2 separate regions of the Homo sapiens genome follow, and region 1 is linked to region 2. The links are chromatin loops, found by intact Hi-C in ENCODE. Cell type or tissue: CD4-positive, alpha-beta T cell. All regions are shown on one strand. Each heading gives the region's core, and the rest is flanking DNA. Links, peaks and the distances in the headings are about the cores only.

Region 1 (5,375 bases), core at 214-5,213, 120 kb before region 2:
AAGCAACAATGCATTCGTGTCCCCACCCAGAGTTAACAGTCCCATAGCCCCAACCCCAGTGAGCCAAACCTCAAGTTGGCTGACCCACCATGTACACAAATGAGCCCCTGACTTGAGAAATAGCCCTGTGCAAAAGCCACACGACCGCCATCACCACCTCTTAGCCTAGGCCACTGAGACATTCACAAATGTCACTAGCATTTTTTTTTTGAGACCGAGTCTTTCTCTGTCACCTAGGCTAGAGTGCAGTGGCATGATCTCGGCTCACTGCAACCTCTGCCTCCTGGGTTCCAGCGATTCTCCTGCTTCAGCCTCCCAAGTAGCTGGGATTACAGGTGCCTGCCACCGCTCCTGGCTAATTTTTGTATTTTTAATAGAGATGGGGTTTCACCATCTTGGCCAGGCTTATCTAGAACTTCTGACTTCATGATCCACCTGCCTCAGCCTCCCAAAGGATTGGGATTACAGGAGTGAGCCACCACGCCCGGCCCATCACTAGCATGTATTACTGCTGAAGAAACTTACATAGATAATACACTACTGTATCCACCTAGAACAAAAGCCAACACACTCCATTGAAGCAACACCCCAAGACCCATATGAATAAATCTTTCCCTACAGAACCTACTCCATGAAATTGGAAGAAGTGATTGTTTCATCATATGTGTATAAATCAGTGTAGAGCTGGGTGCGGTGGCTCACGCCTGTAATCCCAGCACTTTGGGAGGCTGAGATGGGCAGATAGCTTGAGTTCATTCAGGAGTTCCAGACCAGCCTGGCCAAAATGGTGAAACCCTGTCTCTACTAAAAATACAAAAATTAGCCTGGCATGGCAGCACATGCCTGTAATCTCAGCTATTCCGGAGGCTGTGGCAGGAGAATCCCTTGAACGCGGGAGGCAGAGGTTGCCATGAGCCAAGATCTCACCACTGCACTCCAGCTGACAGAGCAAGACTCTGTCAAAAAAAAGAAAGAAAAGAAAGAAAAAGAAAGAAAGAAAGAAAGAAAGAAAGAAAGAAAGAAAGAAAGAAAGAAAGATGTAGAAACACATGAAACATGAAAAAGCAAGGAGCACAACACCTCCAGAAGAACACAATAATTTCCAGTAACAGATGCCAATCATAAGAAAAAATACAAAGTTCTGGCTGGGCGCGGTGGCTCACGCCTGTAATCCTGGCACTTTGGGAGGCTGAGGCGGGCAGATCATGAGGTCAGGAGATCAAGACCATCCTGGCTAACACGGTGAAATGCTGTCTCTACTAAAAATACAAAAAAAAAAAAAAAAAATTAGCTGGGTGTGGTGGTGGGCGCCTGTAGTCCCAGCTACTCAGGAGGCTGAGGCAGGAGAATGGCGTGAACCCGGGAGGCAGAGCTTGCAGTAAGCCTAGAGATGATTGCGCCACTGCACTCCAGCCTGGGCGACAGAACGAGACTCTGTCTCAAAAAAAAAAAGAAAATATACAAAGTTCCAGAAAAAGAATTTAAAATAATAATCTTAAGGAAACAGTGGAATTCAAGAGCATACAGTTACACAATTCAATGAAATCAAGAAAATTCATAATTTGAATGAGGAATTTAACAGAGATATAAAAAAGAACCACACAGAAAACTTAGAACTGAAGAATCCAATGAATTAAATGAAAAATACAATCAAGACTCTAACAACAGACTAGATCAAGCATAAGAAACAATTTTTGGGCCAGGCGTGGTGGCTGACGCCTGTAATCCCAGCACTTTGGGAGGCCAAGGTGAGTGGATCACCTGAGGTCAGGAGTTCGAGGTCAGCCTAGCCAATATGGTGAAACCCTGGTCTCTACTAAAATTATTAAAAAAATTAGTTGGGCATGGTGGCGGGCGCCTGTAATCCCAGCTACTCGGGAGTCTGAGGAGGAGAATCGCTTGAACCCGGGAGGCGGAGGTTGCAGTGAGCCGAGATCGCGCCACTGCACTCCAGTCTGACGACAGAGCGAGACTCGGTCTCAAAGAAAAAAAAATTTCCGCTCTATAACTTCACTTTTAACATTGTTTAGTTTTTCTGTTTTGTTTTTGTTTTGAGAGAGAATCTCGCTCTGTCGCCCGGGCCGCTCCGGACTACATTTCCCAGGAGCCTCGGCGCGCACTTCCGTTTCCGGCCCCTTTCTCTGGAGGATCTCCGCGCGTGGCGAGTCTGTGTCCTCCCTGTCCCCCAGAGCAGACACCCTCTCTGTGTCTGGACCGGGGAGGAGCAGACGCTGGACAGGGTGTGTGTGTTCAGCAGTGGATTGTCAGACTTGGGGTCCCGGCTGCTCCCTTTTGGGTCTCTCCCCGGGCCCGCTGATCTGACTGTAATTCCTTCTGCTGGAGCTAGGGTTCGGCCACCTTGACGCGCCCCCTCTGCCCCTGGAGCGTGTCTTTGGGTTTTGTGTGTGTGGGAGTGGGGTGTATGTGTGTTTCTTATCCGAGACACCTCTGGGTCGTTTGCTTGGAAACCGGCTGAGGGCCCGCATACCCTGGAGCATTTGGTTGCAAAGTGAGGCAGGTAGCGCCCAAGGCTCCTGTACCAGGGCCAGGTTAGGCACCAACGCGTCCCTTATGTCTCTGCAGCCTGCAGTGTGGTGGAACCGTTTCATAGACTGAAGTGTGAACGTAGGAGGGGATGGATATCAGAGATCTGTTTATCCACATTTTCAGAGAGTGGTATTGCTCTGATGTGAGCGTAGGCAGGTTACTCTCTGTGTCTCGTGTTCTTTACCTGTAATTTGAGGTTTGTTGTACCTACTATTAAGTGGTGGTTGTGAGGATTAAATGGAATTTTGACATGCAACAGTTGACACAGGGCCAGACACCAAGTAAGGGATCAATCAGTTGTTGCTTTTATTAATAGTAGGCATCCATCTGCCCATTTGCACGTAAGAAGGAAACACCCAAGAATGAAAAGTAGCTTGTTGTAGGTCACCCAGCCAACTAGCACATAGTGGAAATTAGAATCCAGGCACTCCCAGCAGGGCACTTTCCACCACCCTGCACTTTTGTATTCATCAGGCACAGTATCCTTACTGTTGTCTGTAACTGTCTATGTTCCCAGTGTCTGACTCTGCAGGGCCCTAGTGGTATAAAGGTACTGAGACTTGCCTGTGTTCAGGGCTTCCTGAAGATTAAATGGCTGCCGAAGTTCTTGAGTTTAGCTTTAGCTCAAAAGATACTGCGTCAGACTCTGCGTTCTGAGTAGAGTCTCAGAGAATGAAAAAAGAAATACAATGAAAAAGGGGAAAACTTCAATCCAGAACCTCTTACCACAGTTTCTGGTAGAATGCTGGCAATTTCCAGGAAGATACGTGGAGAACGGAAAGGTTGCTACACCCAAATAGTGAAGCAAAGGCTATGATTATGGAGGATTGGACCTGCAAACTCCAGAACAGAGGTAAGAAATAGAAATAAAGGGTCCTGCCATTAGCCAAGAATCTGCAGTATGCACACACAACCTCATTTTAGTTTTTCTTTACAGCAACCTTGTAAAATGTGTGTGGGCAGCACAGAGAACTTGGGCAAGTTAACAGTTTCCTCATCTGTGAATACTGATTTATGGAAAGCACCTGGTGCGTGGTGAGTGTGCGAAGAATGGTGGTGATTTTACTAATATTCCCTTTTAATTTGAAACTCTGAAAAAAGAAGATACCTTACTTCCGTACTCTTTCCATTATACCACCTGCCTTTCTGAAGGATAAGGGGGGATAAGTCGGACTCCTTGGAAGAGAAGAAAGAAATAGGTATGGAGAGGCTGATGATTTGATTTGGCATTATAGCACATGGGAGAGCCCTAGTCCCTTGAACCTCTATGAGCTCAGGGCTAGAGCTGGGGCCTGCGTCCCCAGGGTCCATGGCCCTGCTGCTCATTTCTGGCAGAATTAGAGACTGCTCCTTGGTTCTCTTTCAGTTTTCTCTTAAAAAGCGCTTTGTCTTAAGGAGATACAAAGGGATCCCCCAAATTAGAAGGGACTTCCATAGTCTATCTCTAGTCTGTTTGACTTTCCTATAATATCCTGCCCTCAGGCCCTCTGATTTCTGGAAGTCCTGGAACTTAGGAGTTCCTAACTCTACCTTAGCCCCGACTGATTGTCAGTGTCCAGTACAGGGAGGGGACAGGCATCTTGTGGGGAAGTTGGGATTTGGGAGTATGACCAAACATATTGATCATACCTTTTTTTCCTCGTAAAACAAAGTATAGAAAGAAAGCGCCATAAAGTCTTGGTTAATGTTGATATGCAGAAAATATTGAGAATAATAATTAACTGATGATTAAATGACCTTTCCTGAGTGCTTATTCTGTACCAGGTACTGGTTTGGGCCGTTTATGTGCATTAACACACATTGTAGCAACGTAGGTACCATTATTATTCTCTTTTGTAAAATTAGGAAATGAAGCCCAGAAGAAACTTGGCTATGGTTACACAGTGCCAGGATGTAAAGGCAGTAGGCAGGCAGACTCCAGAGCCAGAGTTCCAATGACAAAGGATTACAGGAGGCATGAATTCTACAAAATTGTGAAACCCTGTACTTGGTAATAACTGAGGCCTAAAAGAACTACTTCTTCCCCCAAACAAATCCACAAGGAGGTTTAAGTACTGCTTTTTGGAGATGGGTGGAGAGAGGATTGAAGAAATAATAAACTGTAAAATATTAGGAAAATATAGAATGATATGTAGAATAAGATAAATAGCATGTAACCCTACTACCTAGAGATAAGCGCAAAGAAATGCTCAAAGGTAATAGCATCAGCAGTTCTCTCCCTACAGGCAAAAAAATCAAAATGGAGAAGTAAATTATGAGCAGAAGGTTGCTTGTTGGGCATAGAATTCAGACCAAGGGAATTTAGGGCTCATTCATTAATTCATTCACAATACTTAGGGACTGCTGTCTGCCAAGTACACCGTGCTCAGTGCTTAGGATGCAGTGGTGAATGATACGACACATACAATTTAGTGGAGCGTGTGTGGTGTTAACAGGCCTGAGATGGCCACAGACTCACCGTGGGCCTGGAATACTCACGATGGGGTGGCTAAAGGTGTCTGTGACCATGACTGCTGGGGTGGGCACTGCTGTCTTTTGCTGCTGTGACTCCCTTTTTCTTGTTCTACAAAATTGGTCACTTTCTCCATTTGCGAATAAAGGAGTTGAGCCTGGAGGTCTTTAAGCACCTCTCCAACTGTAACATTGCACTTCTTGTTTTGTTTTAGGGTTTTTTGGTCCCAGGGAACCTCGTTTTCAGAGCAGTGGCTCACGCAGATCCTGAGCCCAGTTAATGGTCATACCTTTCCCTGAGTTTATGTTCATTCTATCCTCTGAGATTATCTTTGAAGTCTCATTACATAGATGTCTGTAAAATCCTTCAAGCTATG
Region 2 (5,375 bases), core at 222-5,221:
ATACAGCCCTTGATCCTTTTAGAGTGAACGCTGAGTTCGTGCTGTTGACCGTGAAGGAGGAGAAGGAGCACCAGGAAGCCAAGATGAAGGAATATCAGGCCAGGGAGTCCACTGGAGTGGTTGATCCAGGAAAAGCCAGCAAAGCTGCATGGATCAGGAAGATCAAAGGCCTGCCTATTGATAATTTCACGAAGCAAGGGAAAACAGCGGCCCCTGAACTTGGACAAAATGTATTTATCTAAACCAGCCTTGGGAAATTACAGTGTTTTACAATAAACAGAAAGCCAAGCGGATGTTGCTATTTGGCCTTTTTTTTTTTTTTTGACTGTTTCTTCCTGGTAATTAATGTGGGAACTCCCAATTATCTTCCCCTGAGCCAAATATTTGATATCATCAAAATAAGAAAACAGAAGGAGGTTGGGCGAGATTAGCATCTGTAGTCCCACTGAAAACAATTTAGTGAGCATTAGGAAAGCCCAGTTTCGTTGATGGGGGATGGGGAGATGATCACTGGAAATTAGATACCATTCATCACTACCAATTTAGTGCTATTAGTTCTTCTGGCAAATGAAGTTATGGGATTATATCAGGGTCATGCATTGGAGTTTTCTGGTATTTTTGCACAGAAGCCTGATGAAACCCATGAAGAATTTAAAAGGGGAAGCCCTCAGTGGGGTTGACCTGCTGCATCTGACAACATTGAGCTTTTCCTTCTCAGGGCTAACTCCTAAGGAAGAGAATTAGCATATTTATCCTCTGTACAAAGAGGGCCAGTAACATCAAGTGCATTGAGGTTTCTGCTTAAACCTTTGGACTATGGTGCAGGGACCAGGTAATTTAGAAGAGTGCAGCCCACTACAAGAGCTATGGCCCATTAGAAAGTTCAAGCCTTGACCAGGTGCGGTGGCTCACGCCTGTAGTCCCAGCACTTTGGGAGACTGAGGCAGGTGGCTCACCTGACATCAGGAGTTTGATACCAGCCTGACCATCGTGGTGAAACCTCGTTTCTACTAAAAATACAAAATTAGCTTTAAAAATTAGCTATTAAAAATTAAAAGACGATAATGAATTCAAACACAATGCCTTAAAAAACCAAAAACTACGAAAAACAACACAAAACTCCACAGCACTGAGTGGACCACTGAAAACCTGCCATGGGCAGGCTGGACGTACAGGCCCCAAATTTGTTAGCTTTTCATCTCCAAGGGCACGAATGCAATTGTGCTGCCGAAATGTCTCGCCTTTGAGAAACGCGTGTGTGTGTTTTTCCCCTTTCATTATTAGAATATTAGGTTTTAAATGGCACTGGCAAACAGCCACATAAAATTTGTGATTTTAATAGAATCCCTTCAATTAAGGAAACGTGCAAATACCACTATGCCAACAGCAGTCTGACTCGGCCAGACAGATAGGATATTGTCATCATCACCGCTTCAAAGATGACTTAACGCCCCTTAATTTCACATCCTTTGTTCAGGCAAGATCACAGCATGAGCGGCTGGACTTAAAACTGTAATAAGTATAACGTCTCCCATTTACTAGATACTTACACTGTAAGGAAACCATTATCACCCCCACTTTACAACTGACGAAAGAAGTACATAAAGGTTGGTGATATGATTGGCAATAGAGTTCCCAGGCGCCTAAGCTCCAGGGCGCAAGGTCTCAACTCCTGGAGTCTAAGTTTATACCTCCCATAATAATACCGTCCATTAGTTACTCTAGAGTCCTCCTGCCTTGTTTTTCTTAACGTTTTACTTCTCTGCAAGAACATATTTTAAAAAGTTGCTTCTACAATTTAAAGTACAAAAGTAATACTGTACAGGAGTAAGTCTTTGTAAAATATTTAAAGAAAATTATATTATACAATAAAACCCCGCCCCCCTGCATTCGGGGCAGCGACGCTGGGGGAACGACTTTAGAATTTGCATTGGGTGGACAGCAAATACTTCCGTAAAACAGACCATGAAGCTTTCCACTTGGAGCCCACTGTGGCCCCAATGCCTTTCCCTTTCGCTCCTGCTCCAGGCTCCGCCTCCGCCGTGTCCGGGCTGCTCGCCCCGCCCCCGCTCGCCCCGCCCCCGCTCGCCCCGCCCCCGCTCGCCCCGCCCCCGCTCGCCCCGCCCCCGCTCGCCCCGCCCCCGCTCGCCCCGCCCCCGCTCGCCCCGCCCCTGGATTTGCTCCCTCAAAGCGGAGGTGAGGCCGGACTGAGGCTCTTACAGTGGTCCCTGCTGGCCCTTGGTGACGGGTCGCGTCAGTTCCGACCCGGACCCGTACGCTGCTGCGCTGACGTGGCTCCTGGAAGCAGGGCTGGCGTAGGGCCGCCATGTTGCAGCAGGTGAGGGGCTGAGGGCGCGCTGGGAGGGTGGCGGCTCCTGGGACTGGCTCTGCAGGTTCCGTGGGACTGGAGCCCGCGTCCCCCGCGCCCGCTACTCGAACTCGAGGAGGAGCGGGGCGGCCGGGAGTGGAGGGCTGTGGGTAGTTGTCTGAGGAGGGCTGCTGGGGGTTCTGAGGCCGCTGGGGGAGGCGTGACCCGTGCGGCGCAGAGCAAGTACTTCTTGCGGCTGTGGGGACGCCCATTGTTAACCAGCGCGAGTGGGGGTCTCTCTTTCCTCAACCCTTATTGCCGGGGTGGAGTTGAGGAGGAGCGGCCTGCGGGCCTCTTAGCTTCCTGACACCCAGGGGTGCGATGCTATCTTGTAGGAATCGGCGACACCGCCAGAGCCTCGCTTTCAAATTGCTGTTTCCAAACTAATGTTGTTGGTGATTCTCTCCTTTGTGCTCTTAGAGTTAATTGTAGTCCACATGTTGGCAACCAGAGACTCGTAAGATTAATAATATTTTTAGAAAAAACTACTGTTTATGGTCACTTAGATTGTCTTAAGTGTTTTTTTCTTTCGGTTCACACAAAATTTGTTGAGGGATTACTATGACTCAGACACGGTTGTAGGCCCAGGGATAGGGTTGTGACCAGTACAGACAGGTTTCTTGCCCCGTATTTTCGGGTTAGGGAAGTGGGTTCTAGGAGATGGGGGTTGGGTGGGGAGACACGATAAATTGTATAACCAAAGATATTTTCAGATAATTGCAAAGGCAGGGTGATGAAATAACAAGTGTCCGAGGATAGGACAACTAAGATTTATGGTCAGGAAAGACTGCTTATGAGGAGATGCCTTGAGTGGAGAAAATCTAATAATGGTTAAATTCAGCTGTATTACAGGAAAGGTGTCCCGATCCAGACCCGAAAAGAGGGTCCTTGGCCGGGCGTGGTGACTCAGGCCTGTAATCCCAGCACTTTGGGAGGACGAGGTGGGTGGATCATGAGGTCAAGAGATCGAGACCATCCTGGCCAACTTGGTGAAACCCTGTCTCTACTAAAAATACAAAAATTAGTTGGGCGTGATGATGCACGCCTGTAGTCCCAGCTACTCGGGAGGCTGAGGCAGGAGAATCGCTTGAACTGGGGAGGCCGAGGTTGCAGTGAGCCGCGGGCCACTGCACTCCATCCAGCCTGGCTACAGAGGGAGACTCCGTCTCAAACAAAACAAAAAAAGTCTTGGATCAGGCAAGAAGGAATTCAGGGTGAGTCCACAGTGCAAAGTGAAAGCAAGTTTATTAAGAAAGTAAAGGAATGGCTACTCCATAGAGCAGCCTGGAGGGCTGCTGGTGGCCCATTTTTATGGGTATTTCTTAGTGATATGGTTAATAAGGGGTGGATTATTCATTCCTCCCCTTTTAGATCATAGAGAGTAACTTCCTGATGTTGCCATGGCATTTGTAAACTGGCATGGCGCTGTTGGGAGTCTAGTAGTGAGGACGACCAGTGGTCACTCTCGTGGCCATCTTGGTCTTGGTGGGTTTTGGTTGGCTCCTTTATTGCAACCTGTTTTTTCAGCAAGGTCTTTATGACCTGTATTTTGTGCCGACCTCACATCTCATCCTGTGATTTAGAATGCCCTGTCTGGGAATGCAGCCCAGTAGGTTTCAGCCTCATTTTACCCAGCTCCTATTGAAGATGGAGTTGTTCAGGTTCACATGCTTCTGACATTTGAACCTGCGCCCAGGCCGGATGAGGCTGGAGAAACACAACCATGTTGACTGTTCCCACTATTTATTTATTTATTTATTTATTTATTTATTTATTCATTCATTCATTCATTCATTCATTCATTTATGAGACGGAGTTTCACTCTTGTTGCCCAGGCTGGAGTACAATGGTGTGATCTCGGCTCACTGCAACCTCCGTCTCCCGGCTTCAAGCGATTCTTCTGCCTCACCCTCCAGAGTAGCTGGGATTACAGGCGCCCGCCACCATGCCCGGCTAATTTTTGTATTTTTAGTAGAGATGGGGTTTCACCATATTAACCAGGCTGGTCTTGAGCTCCTGACCTCAGGTTATCCACCCGCCTCGGCCTTCCAAAGTGCTAGGATTACAGGCGTGAGCCGCCAGGCCCGGCCGACTGTTCCCACTTGATAAGTTTGTGATGTGAACCTCAGTCGAGCCCTTAGTGCTGCCAGGCGGTCATTCTACATTTCCATAGCCCCTTCACCCTCTCGCCTTAGGCAACTATTAAAACTCAAATCTTCAACGTTTCTTCTCTTATCCTCTCTCAGCTGGTAACGTTGCTTCTTGTTTCACTGAAAATGGAAGCCGTCGGAAGACAATTTTCACACTAGCTGCCTATTTATTTGCATGTTTACTCAGGGTCTCATATTCTTTTATGATAATTGGACTGTCAGTGCTCCATTCTTAGGTCTTCCTGTCTACTGTGTCCTGGTTTCCATCTCCTCTTGCCTACTGGAAGGCATTGTTCTAGTAATTCTCTTTCTTGCATCATCAGTTTTTTAATCCTTTTAAACGTTTGCTCACATCAACATATAAACGTGTTTTAATTTCTCTTACCTTAAAAAATGAAAACTTGGCCGGGTGCGGTGGCTCACACCTGTAATCCCAGCACTTTGGGAGGCCGAGGCGGGTGGATCACGAGGTCAGGAGATCGAGACCATCCTGGCTAACACGGTGAAACCCCGTCTGTACTGAAAAACAACAAATTAGCCAGGGGTGGTGGTGGGCAGCTGTAGTCCCAGCTACTCGGGAAGCTGAGGCAGGAGAATGGCGTAAACCTGGGAGGCGGAGCTTGCAGTGAGCCGAGATCGTGCCACTGCACTCCAGCCTGGGCGACTCCGTCTCAAAACAAACAAACAAACAAAAAAAACAAACTTGACACCACATGCTCTTTCACTGGTCACTCCATTCTTTTTCCTTTAAAGACTTGTATCATATATACTTGTCTTTTAATTCTTCCAGTCTCTCTTGTATTCATTCTAGTCAGTCTCTCTTCCCCTCTCCCAACTGTACTGGAACTGCTCTTACT

The links. Hi-C counts contacts between places; a loop is a spot of excess contacts. Peaks named below come from ENCODE experiments on the same cell type or tissue, not always from the same donor. Only the 100,000 strongest peaks of a DNase experiment are listed, where the experiment ranks them.
Region 1: a loop joins it to region 2, with 4 times the contacts of the local background. A loop is called at or near these places in 1 of 110 quality-filtered maps.

What each region holds. Positions count from the first base shown.
Region 1 is chr17:15,681,061-15,686,435 of GRCh38, reverse strand. It overlaps TRIM16 (tripartite motif containing 16), which reads left to right and starts at 2,125. Exons shown (of 12, transcript NM_001348119.1): 1 at 2,125-2,240; 2 at 3,279-3,400; 3 at 3,485-3,582. In CD4-positive, alpha-beta T cell, for the core only: no CTCF peak of the experiment used is centred there; a DNase peak (open chromatin) is centred at 2,135; H3K4me3 peaks cover 1,998 bases; H3K27ac peaks cover 267 bases.
Region 2 is chr17:15,560,400-15,565,774 of GRCh38, reverse strand. TVP23C-CDRT4 (TVP23C-CDRT4 readthrough) reads left to right here and starts at 2,292. Exons shown (of 6, transcript NR_037924.2): 1 at 2,292-2,338. TVP23C (trans-golgi network vesicle protein 23 homolog C) reads left to right here and starts at 2,292. Exons shown (of 6, transcript NM_001135036.2): 1 at 2,292-2,338. The coding sequence starts at 2,327. It also overlaps a transcript of FBXW10B not described here. In CD4-positive, alpha-beta T cell, for the core only: no CTCF peak of the experiment used is centred there; DNase peaks (open chromatin) are centred at 1,994 and 2,284; H3K4me3 peaks cover 1,659 bases; H3K27ac peaks cover 269 bases.